Linked DNA regions of Mus musculus: regions 1 and 2 are each linked to region 3. The links are chromatin contacts, found by Hi-C or POLR2A ChIA-PET in ENCODE. All regions are on one chromosome and are shown on one strand. The core of a region is the stretch at or near the end of the contact, and the rest is flanking DNA. Distances in the headings are between cores, read along the strand shown.

Region 1 (4,450 bases), core at 1,761-4,260, 400 kb after region 3:
TGCCTCAGCCGCTTTGTGTTTCATTGCAGAGGGTACCACTACTTTGCCAGGCCTAATTCTGCATCCCTGTAACTTTTCTTAGGACCAATTCACAGTGAGCACGGCCCTTCCCATATGAAGCTTAACGAATTCCTTCACCTTTCTCACATAACATTTTTACTTTTTTTTTTTTTAACTGTTAACACTGGAGCTCCAGTTTACTTAGGAGTCAATGAATTGTTTGGTTTTACAGCATATGCATTCAGGATTAGCCTTCCTCACCATTGCTAGACAGTAATTTTAATAAGTGGGCTTAATTATATGGAAGCACAAAATGTCGGCATTATTCAGTACTGATGCCTATTGATGACTGTATTGGTTTATGTCAGCTCAGCACAGCTAGAGTTATTTGGGAAGAGGAACCTCAGTTGAGAAAGTGCCTTCATCCAGATGGCCTGCAGGCAAGTTTAGAACATTTTCTTGACTACTAGTAGGGATGAGCCCAGCCCACAGTGTGGAGGTGGGGATGCCGCCCCCAATTCTACCCCCGCTGCAAGAAGTCTTAGTTACACAAGAAGCAGGTGAGCAAGCCATGAGGAGTAAGCCAGTAAGCAGCACTCCTCCAGTCTCTGCATCAGCTCCTCCTCCAGGCTGCTGCCTTGAGTTTCTGCCCTGACTTCCTTGGATGATGGATGAGAAAGCTATAAGGAATGAACCCTTTCCTTCCCAGGGTGCTTTCGTCATGGTGTGTTATCTCAGCAATAGAAACCCTAACTAAAACACCGACACAACCTTTCACTGTTCATCTTCCTCAGTTCTTCCTTTCGCCATTCAGTCAAACTGCCGGCTTTACCACTACACACGCTTGCTCTGCTGTGGGAAGGACTTCAACTAGGAGTTACTATCTACCCTTAATCCCTTATTCTGTAACTAACCACTTTATCTACCCTACAAGTTTCCAATACTCTTCTCACGCTAAGGTAATGAATCTTCTCAGGTACCAAGAACTGCCTTTCCTCAAACTAGTCAGCTCTGTAGCACTGTCCAAATCCCAACCTGGCCAACCCTCAGTTTCAGCGCCTCATCTTCTGCTCCTAGAGAAAGCTGTGTCAGAGGGACACCAAGCCACAGACCTTCATCTCAAGAAGTCCAAGACTATCTATTCACATTCAAGTCACTGTTAGCAGGGACTTAGAGGTGCTACGGGGAGAGGGTAAGTGCAGGGTAGTTTCAGAGTGAAAGTGCTGAACCCAAACCTCAGATTGCTATTTACCATCTTGTGACTTGGACAACTTACTCAACCCCTACCATTATCAGCTTCATAAAGGTCATAATAAATGCCTATTATACATTCAATCAAAGTTAGTTATCAATGTTTGCAACTATTATAACAATTATTTATAGTTGCATATCAAACTCCATGGAATTATTTCTCTGCGGTGTCTTTTCTAGAATACACTCCACAGGTACCACACATTCTCCACCACGGAATGTCTTGTCTCCTCTAGCTGTCAAAATATTAATCCTGTTGAGGACTTTAATATGGAACCTTTACAGATACATACAAGCCACCTATGTTTATTTTTTTAATATTTACTTTATCATTTCATATTTCATATGTGCCCCTGGGTGGGTATGTGCATGTGCTGGCAGAGTCCAGAGATGTTAGGTTTCCTTGAAGCCAGAATTATAGACAGTTGGGAGCCACCTGCTCAAAGTGGGTGCTGAGAACTCAATGTGGGTCCTGTGGAAAGGCTAAGTCATCTCTCCAGCCCCAGCTTTCCTTATATAGTCTTTTTATATAGCCTATTTGTGCTCTTATTTTGTATTTGAATTTATTCTACTTAGCAACTGATTTCATGTTGTGTAGAATCCTTTTATATATCTTAGGGTAATTACATTTTTAAGTTTCCTAACGATAAGAAACTGTTGGTACTTCTTAGTTCGACTCCACTGTTCAACATTAAGACACATACATCAAGTAAATCGAATAAAATTAGAATGCTCTACTAAATCCATCTCTAAAGATTTGATTTTCTGGAAAAATTTAGTTTGTAATAAATGAAATAACAGAAATGGTTTCTAAATAGTTACCAAGGCTCACCTATGTAATGCAACTTGGTATTAATTCCTAAAATGCCGTGCTAATTTCCATATACTTAATTCACACTTTAATACAGTTATTTAGAGTGTAGAAGCTCCTCCTTCCTTCACCAGACAATGCATATTTTTAAATACTGCAAACTAAAGAAACTTTAGTGAATATTTTAATCCCAAACTATGACCTTACTCTCCGAAGGTGACAAAGCACCGGCTCACACACTTGTACTTTCGTCTGACTTTATACAGCCAAACACGTGGCTGCCCTAAGACTTCAAATTACCCCAAAGAGTGAATGACTCGTGAACATGAGGGTCAAATGTGACAACCTCCTTTCTCTCAAACTTCACCCACTTTCCCTATCCTTTATGGTTAGGAGACACAGGGAAAGCCGGGGTCCCCTTCCTAAATCCTAGCTCCAGGTAACGCAGGGTGCACAGCATCATCTTAGGGGCTCTCCCCCTTGTAGTAGAGTCTGGGGAGACTAATGTCTCTTCTGCGTGTAAGTGCTTCGCTGGGGCTGGCAGCAAGGGAAGCCGCCCGGGACGTGGGCAGGCTCTTACCAGCGAAGCGGATCTTCACGAGGTCGAGCGGGTGCAGCGCCAGGTTGGACAAGACCCCGCCACTCACGCCAGCCACCAGGTTCTCGTACCGGACGTGGCGGAACACCGCGCTCCACGCCGCCGACCCGGCAGCCGACTGGCCCTGGCCTGTCATGGGCTCCGGGTTCGTCGACACTACGGCGTCCAGCGCCGCCGACGTGGGGCGTGATGTAGTGGCCGCCACCGTGGCGACTGTCGCGGCCCGGGGCCTGGAACCGCAGGACGCGAGCCCACTTCCGGGACCGGAGCCCGGGACGCTGCTGCAGGCAAGTCACACCCGCGGCAAAGCGGGGAGTAGGAGAAACCTCAGAGCGGAGCTTGCTTAGCCCCGCCCAGCAGGCCTGGCCCCGCCCACAGCTGCGCGCGCTCGCCCTCGGGTCAAGACGCGAGCGACAGCTGAAGGACCGCCCCCTCCAGCTCCTAGCCGGAGAGACTACGGAACGCCGCGAGGTCCAGCTGAGCCATCCGGCTGCCACTCTGCGGAGCCACGTGACAGGAAGCCCGCGGAAGGCGGAAGTAGTGTGTCTGCGTGCTGGCCCCGGTAAGTCGAGCCCGGTTTAAAGGCTCGTGGAGTCCGACACCCAGAGCCGCCAAGATGAAGGTGAAAATGCTGAGCCGAAACCCTGACAACTATGTCCGCGAAACCAAGCTGGACATACAAAGAGGTGAGAGGAACTGGAACAGAGGAAGGGGCCTCCTCCCGGATTCTTTGGGTCTGGCCAGCTTTCGAGCAGTAAAAGGGGCGGGAGGCCAGCGCTCTGGTCTCGGTTTCCCTCTCCGCCTAGGCGGCTGCGTCCACACGGGGCTGGTGAGGATCAGAACTGCAGATGGCACATACCTCTACGTCCTTTGTGAGAATTTTCCTCTAGTGGGAAGTAGTTACGTATACACGCCTTTAATCCCAGCACTTGGGAGGCAGAGGCAGGCGGATTTCTGAGTTCAAGGCCAGCCTGGTCTACAGAGTGAGTTCCAGGACAGCCGGGGCTACAGAGAGAAACCCTGTCTGCGTTACTAAAGGTTCTCTCTCCTCCCCCTAGCATTGCTAACGTGTGGTATATGGCCCCCCCCCCCAGCTCCCAAGGTGTTTTACATGGTAATAATTTCTTTTCTTTTTTTTTTTTTTGGTAATATTTCTTAAATGAAAAGTAGATTTGTCCCCAGAGTTTGACGTTAATTATTTTGAATCTTTGAACCTCATTACTTTTTTTTTTCTTCCACTTTCACCAAACAGTGCATTGCTGGATGGAGCTGTCATGGTTTATAGTGCTTGGCCCAGGGAGTGGCCTTGTTGGAGTAGGTGTGTCACTGTGGGTGAGAGCTTTAATACCCTAGTCCTAGCTGCCTAGCAGAAAGTATTCTCCTAGCAGCCTTCAGATGAAGCTGTAGAACAACTCTCAGCTCCTCCTGCACCATGCCTGCCTAGATTTTACCATGTTCTCACCTTGATGATAATGGACTGAACCTCTGAACCTGTAAGCCAGCCCCAACTAAATGTTGTCCTTATAAGAGTTGCCTTGGTCGTGGTGTCTGCTCACAGCAGTAAAACCCTAACTAAGACAGTGGCTTACGTTACCCTTGCCAATGTGGGTGCATTTCAGGCTTTGTCTTGGAGCTATACTTATGTACGTATCTTTACATACTTATCCCTACAAGTGCCCTCCATCCTGCGCATCAGTGTCCTCTTCTGTGTTTTCAGTACACATTGTTTGGATTTGTCAGTGCTTATCACATTATCTCATGGTTCATGCTGATTAGCAGGCTTTCCTATC
Region 2 (4,435 bases), core at 1,152-3,651, 490 kb after region 3:
AAGGGAGATTTACCGTGTTCTGGCGGTTTGTGTTTCCTAGGTTAAAGCTGTACGTATACCAACTGTTTGGTAACAGCCATGCATGACAAGAAAGGAGTGTGTGTATAATAAAACTTAGCATTTGAATTTTAGGTAACAGACTCAATTTTCTTTAGAAGTGTTTTCTTCCTTAGAATATATGGCCCCCAACCTTTGCTAGACATTAGTGGTCTGGGGTATTTTCAAAGTGTATCCACGACTAAGGTCTAAGTTCTAGAAGCTGATCCATTTGCTCTAGGGTTAGGTTCAAGTATTTTAAAGTGACCCACGTTTTCGTGTCTTAACTTTAAAAACCATGCATGATAGTCTTAAATTATACTTAGTTTCTAGAGTCTGGCTCCAGCTCTATTATTTACCATACTTATACATCTTCTGATCTTGGTCTTCAATTTCCTATTGATGAGGCTGGATTAGAGATTTATAAAAATTCTTCAACTGTAAAACACTTAAATCAATTGGGCTAATATGATCTCATTTGGTTTGCACAAAGCAGTGAAAGCTAATTTGGATTATGAATCCGGTTGAAAACAGGTGAATGGTAGTAGCAATGAACAGTAGTAATAATAATATGAAACAAAACATAAGCAAACGTTTCCATTTTTTTCTTTCTAGTTACAAAGGATGGGAGAAAAACAATATAGATATTTCAGCTTAGAAATCACAAGAGACATGTAGTGCCGCTTTGTCTGTTCCCAGTTCTCTCAAACTGAGACTAGTCAGATGGTACCTGGGGAACAAAGGAGGGAGAGAGCTTACTACACGTAAATACAATACAAACCCCGAAGGTTTTACTCACCAGCCTATAACCTGGCCTAGTACTAAGCAGTGCGAGTGTGGAAGGCGTGGTAGGGGTGTGTACATACACACGCACGAACACTGTAACCTTGCTAACCAAGCACCTGTCTAGTGGCAGGAAGAGGAAGAGGGGGTGATCCAGATCACCTCAGCTGGCTCGCCCCGCCCCGAGGGAGAGCTGTCTGGGCTGCGCTGGGCTTCTCTGAGAGCCCGCGCCGGTGGTGGCCACCTCCCTCCTATTGGAGTCGGTTTTCTTCTGTTCTTTGACTGAGCCTGTCTCCAGGCTTTCTAAAATCAGGCTAACGCTCCAATAACGACTCTTCTCTAGATTAGAGTGACCGGCAGAAAGGGGCTGAACGGCCCGATTCCTCCGGGGACGTGATCTGACCCTTTCCCTCTTACACCTTCCAATCGCCTCGGGCAAACCGCCCCAGCATCCTGTCTTCTGTACCTCTCCGTGCAGCGGGTACCGACAACCCAGTTTTCCAGAACTTCCGCACTCCCGCCCAGGTCCTTTCCACTCCCTCAGGCTCTTCCCCGCTGCGAGTCCCGGGCCGCTGACACCGCAGGGACACCCACCTGCTCCGATCTTCCCTCGTCCAGGGTCCAGTACCCCGCCCGGGACAGCTCGGGGGGCGCCCGGTCCCTCAGGCTCGGCGCCAGCCACCTGAGATCCTCCCGCCCCCACCGCCCACAGCCCCGCACCCCGGGGCGCCCGCTCCCTCGCCGCCCTGCTCCTCACAGCTCCCCGCCCCGCCCCAGCCGTTAGCAGGGTCCGGGGCGAGCGTCGGCCGAGTCCGGGCCTGGGCGGTTCGCAGGGGACACGGGCCCGGCGGGAAGAGTCGGCGAGGCAGAGGCGGCGCGGGCGAGTGCACCTAGCGGGCCCGCCGCGCCGACTCCGCGGACACTGGGGGCGGCGGCGGCGGGACCCCGGGCGGGCGCGTGATGAGGCGCGGCGGGCGGCCGGCCCCGCGGCGCGCGCGAGCTCACTTGGGTCCGGGCGTTGGCAGCCGCGGGCCGCGGGCCGGAAGATCGGCCGTCTGGGGCCGGGGTGGGGGCTGGGGTCCCCTGCCGCAGCCCGCGCCTCGTGGTTCCCGGAGGGGTCCTCCCTCGCGGAGCCCCGGAGCCCGGTGACGCGCCAGCCGGCGGGACGGCCGCTCTCGCCGCCTCCGGGCGCTCGGGGCGAGTTCCCGGGACTCCCCAGGGGTCGGGCTCGCGGGCAGCGCTTCCCGCTCCGCTCCGCCGCCGCGCCGGACACTCGCGCCCCGGCCCGCGGCCGCCTCCCTCCAGTCACCCCACCCTCAGCCGTCCCCGCCACCTTACTCCACCGCCCTCCCCCGCCGCTCCGCGCACTCGGCGTCGGGGCCTCCAGCTCCTCGCTCCCGCGAACCGCTCACTTGGCAGCCCTTCGCCCCCGGGAAGAAGAAACATTTCCCCGAGCGCACTCCTCAGCCCTCCCCCCTCGGCCCTCCCCTCCCCCTGCCTTCTTTCCTGGGGGAGGGGGGCTGTCGCCTCGGATTGAAGGCCATTGATTTGTATGCATTTGTCCCAGCCCCGGAGGCTGCCCCAGCCGCCCGCGCCCGAGCCGCGGCTGCCAGCGGAGTTGCCTCCCTGCTTCCCTAGGGTGGTTCGGCTCCGCCAAACATGTCGGCTCCGCTCGGGCCCCGGGGCCGCCCGGCTCCCACCCCGGCGGCCTCTCAACCTCCTCCGCAGCCCGAGATGCCGGACCTCAGCCACCTCACGGAAGAGGAGAGGAAAATCATCCTGGCTGTCATGGATCGTCAGAAGAAAGAAGAGGAGAAGGAGCAGTCCGTGCTCAAGTAAGGACCCGGCTCCATCTTCCCGCCTCCCTCCCTGCCCTCCGCCCCCCTCGGCCGCTTCCCCGCGACCGCCCGCGCGCCGGGGATCGCCGCCTTTCCTCCCCGCCGGTGGCGCGGGGGCCACGAGGGCTGCGGCCCGCGGCCGCCAGGGTCGCTTTCTAGTTGTCAGCCGCGGGGGTGTGTGTCGCGGAGGGAGGGCGCCGAGGCCGGCTGAGGTGACGGTGGCGAGCTCGGGGAGGCGGCGGTTTCCCCGGCGCCCTCCGGCTTTCCCCGCGGGCCACTTCGGCTCCCGGGATGAGGCTGAACCCTGGCTCCTCGCGTCCCATTTCCTTTCCCGCCGCCCCCGCGCGGAGGCAGTGACTGGGGCAAGGAATCCAATATGGCCGTGCACAGGTGCTCCCGGGCCGGACCCGGGTGAAGCGCCCAGGCCCGGGGTGCCGGTGCCACCGGGGTCGCTCGTCCCGCGCCTGCGAGGGCCGGCTCCGTCCCCAGCCCCGGGAGGAGCTGCGCTGCCCACGGTCGCAGCGGACAGGAAGGCTGCGGGGCGGGCGAGGGGGCCTAAGCGCGGTCTCGTCTCGTCTCGGGTGGGTGTGCGGCCGCCGCCATCTTCCAGCCCCTCCCCCTCGGCGGGTGCTAACACCCTGCACTCTGCTGCTGTTCTTCCTGTTTGCAACTAGTAAATCTGTAGGATCCCGAGGAGACTCCACTTCCTACCATCGTGGCAGTTTGGGTTGCTCCCTGCTTGTGAAGTTCTACTATGTTTGCTCACAGTCCAGCCAGCGGGGTTTTGGCGAGGGTGGGAGGCGTGAAAGTAGCACCCAAGCATCGGTTTAGAGGCGGTGTAACTTCAGCACCAGGGAACTGTCCAGAATGAGTTTTCCTTTACTTTGGGATTCCTTGTCAGTGTAGCACTGTAGCTGAGATTGTTTCTACAGGTTTGCTTTTAAATGTTTTATGATTTTTTATATCTCGGTTGCTTCTGGAAAGTCATTGTCTGGATCTGTAAAGATCTGTAACCCTTTAATGTTTGTCCAAGTCGTTACTCACTATAAAAATTAACCTGTATATGCCTAAAGAGAGGGAGGGCAGTTCTCTTGCATGTCACCGAATACACTTTCCCATAATCGCTATAGAAACACACAACTAAAAGCGTTGACTTCCTCCTTGAAAAGAAATAGCTTACTGACCTTCACCACTTATTTTGAAAACAGGTTGTTGAATTCAGTATTTTTTTTTTTTACAAATGAAAACACACCTTGTCTAGATGTACATCTTCTCACATTTTAGTGAAGCAGATTTTACATAACCTATGGTAACAAACATATCAAATAGATATATATCTTTAAAAGATACAAGTTCTCACAAAATAATAAAAGAACAATTAGGAATTGCTTCAATACTAATTTTTAGGTTTGAATATTTACTAGGGAATTTGGCTTATTCATGGTCATAGGATAGGAATAAAAAGTTAAGAAATTTAATCAGTTTAAACTATGGAATAATAAAAATAGTTTTTAAAAAAGCTTTTTGAGCATACTCTAACTTTGCTCAACTTTAATCTATATACTAGTATGTGCTAAGATTCTGATCATTACGATTTATATTCAGATATATAAATTTACACTTCTTAATATAGTTGCTGAAAATCAGTGTTGCCAAAATGATGCTCAAATAAAATATGGCTTTATTTCTTTGACCTACATATTTAAATGGAAATGGGGTTTTATTTATAGTAAACTGAAGCATAGTGTTTATTGGCTAGTTAATCTTATGTAGTTTTT
Region 3 (4,557 bases), core at 416-2,915:
GGTTCCCCCTTCAGTTCACAGACCCCTTTGAGCCTTTCCTTGTGGATGAAGATGTCTCTGTCCTGGTTCATCCTGAGGAGAGGGAAGGCAGAAGCTCATGTTAGGAATACTGGTGATCATCTGGAAAGCAATGAGGCTTCGGGAAGGCAAATGAGACCTCGGGCCACCCTAAAGCTGATGCGGGATGCCAGGCACTGCCAGGACACACGTTAGGAGAGACACATCTTAGAAGAGAGGTTGGGCTGACCTGTGGGGAGGCAGAAGTCTCTCAGAAGAGGGTTCCAGGCCACAGATGTTCAGGAGGAGAAAGCGCTGCCCTTGCACCCTTCTATGGGCAATGTAGGAGTGCCGGTCTGAAATCTGGAAGCTGATTGGAGCAGTCCCATCTCTGCCCCACCTTTGCCAGAGTCTGGGGCCTAGATCCAACCCCTGCGTCCACTTCTGAAGGATGGAGGCTGGGTGTAGCTTTCAGCCATCACCTCAAAGCATAGTGGATAGGGAAAGGAGCTGTCTGTCACGGATCGTTCTGTGTTAGCCACGTGCCAAGGCTTCCTCAGATATTGCCCCATAGAGGCCAGTGAGAGGGTTCTCAGCCCCTGTGAGGAGGACCACAGCTCTGACGTGGAAGCTTGCCCTGTGCCTCCTTCTTCCAAAAGCATGCCCTGTTCTCACCGGCTTTTAACCTTGGAGAGGCAGGTGACCCTACGTTCTCAGGGGAGAGGCAGGTGTCCCCACGTTCTCAGGGGAGAGGCAGGTGTCCCCACGATCTCAGGGGAGAGGCAGGTGTCCCCACGTTCTCAGGGGGAGAGGCAGGTGTCCCCAAGTTCTCAGGGGAGAGGCAGGTGTCCCCAAGTTCTCAGGGGAGAGGCAGGTGTCCCCACGTTCTCAGGGCTGTGCTTAGTAGATGTATTAACCAATTCTCTGAGCCTCACAGACCCTTCTAGAAGGGGCTCAAGAGTTTGCAAATTGAATGAATCAAGCGCAAACTCCACAACAACAAACTAAAAATCAAAACCCAGACAGGTCAGACTATCCAAACAGTAGGGGGCTCTATTCACTCATACGATAAAAGAAAAAAAATTTTTTTTTTCCAGTAAAGATTTGCTATGCCAACATGATTCTAAAAACTGCTCAAAAATAGAATACCATATTTTAAATTTAACATATATTTAAATAATTATTAAAACTTAAATAATTTATTTTTGGAGGGGAAAAAAAAAAAAACCTGCCTAGGCCTGAGAGTGTAACTCAGTGGCTTCAGACCCAGGACTCTCCTGCACAAAAGCCATTACAGAAAAGTCTTCAAAAGTGAGACCAGACCCAGCATTCACAGTATCTGACCAGGGTCAGCCACTGCCAGGCACGAGACTGGGGGGTAATTATCCTAAATTCACAGTAGCAGCTGTGACCTTTGCAGAGGGTTTGGTAAATGTCACCCTACACTGAGTGCTTTGGTCATCATCTCATTTAATCCTCAGAACAGCCCCGTGGTGATAATGGTGGCTGGAAACTGAGAACCTAGTCAGCTCTTCCCCATGCCCTATCTCCCCCCACGCCCAATGGCGCGCCTATCAGTCTTCCTCCAGTCTGTCTGGCTCCAAAGTTGAGACCTTAACCACCCGTCCCTACCACCTCACCATGTGGCAAATTACTTTTCCTTCTGGACTCTCAGTGGTGGTCTGGAAAGCAGCCAAGCGTTTGTAGGAAAGCTCTCGGTCTGAACTTGGAGGAGCTGGGAGTGATTATTACTCGTGATCTGAAAACAAGAAAAAAGGTCTGGGGGCGGGGCACTCTAGTTTGTTCTGAAGTCTGCGGTTGAGTGAAGGCAACCCAGTCATTTCAGCAGAGTGCTATGTTACCACTGATGGGATTTCGGGGAGAGATCCTTATTTCAGACTCCAGGTCTTTACCCCTCTGTTATAGTTCAGAGCAAGGCTGAGAGGGAGGGAACTTAGATTCTACGCCTGGCTTCTTTTCTTAGATGAATGAGGTCTTCTTCAGCCTCCTCGAATCTTCGTGCAAAGTTCAGGTTATTTGCTTGGCCTCCGTCAGAACTCATATAGGACAGGTCTGGTGTTGCACTGGTGGGCAGGGCAGCACCGTATGGGCGTGGCAGTGCAGACGCAGGGCTTTCTGTGGAGACCAGCATTTTCCTCAGAGCGGAGCAGCAGGCAGGCCCCGCAGAGAGGAAAGCTCTGCAGAGGGATATTTTTGAGACTGATGCAGAATCCTAAGTAGTGACGTCCCAGTGACTCAGCTGGTGGGTGGAAGTGATTTTCAATAATGACAGTATCACCATGTCCCTCCTCCCACAGTGTCTCACATCACCAAAGACGTGCGCAATAGCCCTGACCCCACTGACTCAGCTACTGAGCACCGCAGGAAGAGAATAAAGGGAACAGGGGCGGGCGGGCGCCTCACAGGCTGTCCCTCTGAACCGTGCAAACCATTTTGCATGTGGAGAGTAATGCCTTCCTCTTCCTCAGAAGCAAGCACAGAAAAACAAGGGTGGAAAAGGTCACCTTGTCCGTCTGTCCTCCAATTGTAAAACAGTCCTCCAGGAGTTAAGTGCTGCATAATTATAGCCACCATTATCAGGAAGAGGCCACTTGAGTTAATTAGAAAGGGAAGCCACCCAATTGCAGTTAAAAACATGTGGAGCTTGGTAGCATTTTTGAGAGAAAGAAACTGCAATGCTTAAATAGAGCCATTTACAGATGTCTTTTCAGACAGAACAACAGGAAAATCAGCTTAGCTAAGAAGTGTGGGTCATGGCCGATGTTTGGAGCTAATGAGTGACTGAAACAGTGCCTGTCACCAAGGCAGTCTTGTGTCCTTCCTGACCTCGGGTGCCTTCAGAGGTAAGGGGTCAATTAAGGACTTCTCTGGGGCTTGTGAAGGATTGTAGTGACCTTAGCAACAGTTAGCAGTGGGAGGAAGGGAAGGGTAGCTTCCTAGGAGCCGCCTTCTCATGAATAAACATGAGTTTGTCTTAGGGCTGTGTTGGAATAGAGATGCCAAGTGTGGCCAGAGTGCACCGCAGGAGCCAATGGCTGCAATGGTTGGAGGCTTCCGCTTCACCCCTCATCTATGCCGAAGTCTGGGGCTCCTACTGGAGAGCTGGAACCTGGAGGTTTTCTTTAATGGGCACTGTATTGAGAAGCATTTGGAGTGGGCTGGGGCAAGGCTCATTGTGCTTGATGCTCTGGATTCTAGCCCCACGGCCGCCACCCAACAAACCATTGAAGTCTGGAATTAAAAATAAGGTTCGGATCTTGCTGAAAACAAGAGTTGTGTGTGGTGGTGAATATCTACAGCAGCAACACACACAGGCGCCTCAAGTTCCACACCAGGAAGAAAAACGCCCTCTCTCCCTTCTCCTTTTCTTTCTGTTTCTTTGAACATTTATGTTAGAAAACTCAAAACTGTAAATTTTTCCTTCTTAGAAATGTACATAAATCCTTGGAGACCCTATTACCATTTTGTCAGCTCTTGGAAATGTCTCTTAAACTGGCAGAGGCCTGAAAAAAGTGTGGGACCCTCAGAGCTGCAGTTATAGACAATTATGAGTGGCCTGATATGGGTACTGGGAATCAAACCCTACAAGAGCAGCCTATGCTCTTAACTGCTGAGCCATCTATCCTGGCCTACATTCTTTTAGTTAATATGAAAAAAATCTGTCTGTCTGTCTGTCTGTCTGTCTGTCTGTCTGTCTGCCTGCCTGCCTGTCTTTCAGGATGGTCTTAAGCTCAATCAGCAGCCCAGGTTGGTCTTGCTCTCCAGTTCTTCCCACCTCCTCTTCTGTTTTATAGCTATGTGCCATCATGCCTACCTTCTTTTTTTTTTTTTTTCTTTCTCTAGACCATGTCACTGGCCAGGACTCCTAGGTAGAACAGGCCGGCCTAAAACTTAGAGCAATTCTCCTTCCTGCCTCTGCCTTGTGAGTACTGGAACTAAAGGCATGCACCACAGTGCTTCACATTTGATATATTATTAAAATTTTGATCTGCTCCACTCCTGAGTATATAAGCCAGGAGATTGTGTATATGCGCCCACAGAAAGACTTTCATATCATGTTTACAACAGTCTGTTCTTGGTAGCAGAACTGGAAACAACCCAAGCAACTTACCAAGAGGAGAAAGGATAAATGAAATGTACATCTATATGACAGAATGCTATTCTGTCATTAAAATCAATTAGCACCATGCAAAATAACATTAGTGACTCTCAAAAAACAGTATGCTGCTCCAAAGAAGCCAGACAAAAAGACAACACACAGTGATCTACAATAGCAAATTAATCTACTGTAGAGGAAGTAACTAAAAGGCGTGCTTTCCGCATCAGGAACAGGAGGAGCTGAGTACAGTGGGCAAGAGGGGCCTTGGAGATGAAGGGCATGACCTATGTCTGTGTGTGCATCATGGGTGCACATGTATGTGCAGGTGTGCAGAGACCAGAGGCCACCCTGGGATGCTGTTCCACAATTGATGCCTACCTTGTTGTGTTTGTCTTCTTTTCGTTTGTTTCCTTCCTTCCTTCCTTCCTTCCTTCCTTCCT

Evidence for each region. Hi-C counts contacts between places; a loop is a spot of excess contacts on that map. ChIA-PET counts read pairs that join two places held with the same protein, here RNA polymerase II (POLR2A).
Region 1: POLR2A ChIA-PET joins it to region 3 with 11 read pairs in Patski. The contact joins the promoter of Slc25a32 here to the enhancer-like site in region 3. POLR2A ChIA-PET finds 5 or more read pairs at or near these places in 3 of 5 experiments (Patski and embryonic stem cell).
Region 2: a map of left cerebral cortex shows a loop between it and region 3 (5-fold over the local background). The contact joins the promoter of Rims2 here to the enhancer-like site in region 3. A Hi-C loop is called at or near these places in 4 of 37 maps with a recorded cell type or tissue (T-helper 17 cell, left cerebral cortex and regulatory T cell). POLR2A ChIA-PET finds 5 or more read pairs at or near these places in 1 of 5 experiments (embryonic stem cell).

The regions. Positions count from the first base shown.
Region 1 is chr15:39,109,706-39,114,155 of GRCm38, forward strand. It overlaps Slc25a32 (solute carrier family 25, member 32), which reads right to left and starts at 3,011. Exons shown (of 7, transcript NM_172402.3): 1 at 2,643-3,011. The coding sequence starts at 2,796. Dcaf13 (DDB1 and CUL4 associated factor 13) reads left to right here and starts at 3,169. Exons shown (of 11, transcript NM_198606.2): 1 at 3,169-3,346. The coding sequence starts at 3,277.
Region 2 is chr15:39,195,885-39,200,319 of GRCm38, forward strand. Rims2 (regulating synaptic membrane exocytosis 2) reads left to right here and starts at 2,402. Exons shown (of 27, transcript NM_053271.2): 1 at 2,402-2,654. The coding sequence starts at 2,479.
Region 3 is chr15:38,708,054-38,712,610 of GRCm38, forward strand. No RefSeq gene overlaps it. Among named protein-coding and RNA genes, the nearest start is that of Gm45924, 18 kb to the right of the region's middle. Within about 2 kb of position 1,666, at least 3 of the 3 ENCODE cell types and tissues checked have a DNase peak (open chromatin) inside an H3K27ac peak, as active enhancers do; they include left cerebral cortex, where a contact is called at or near this core.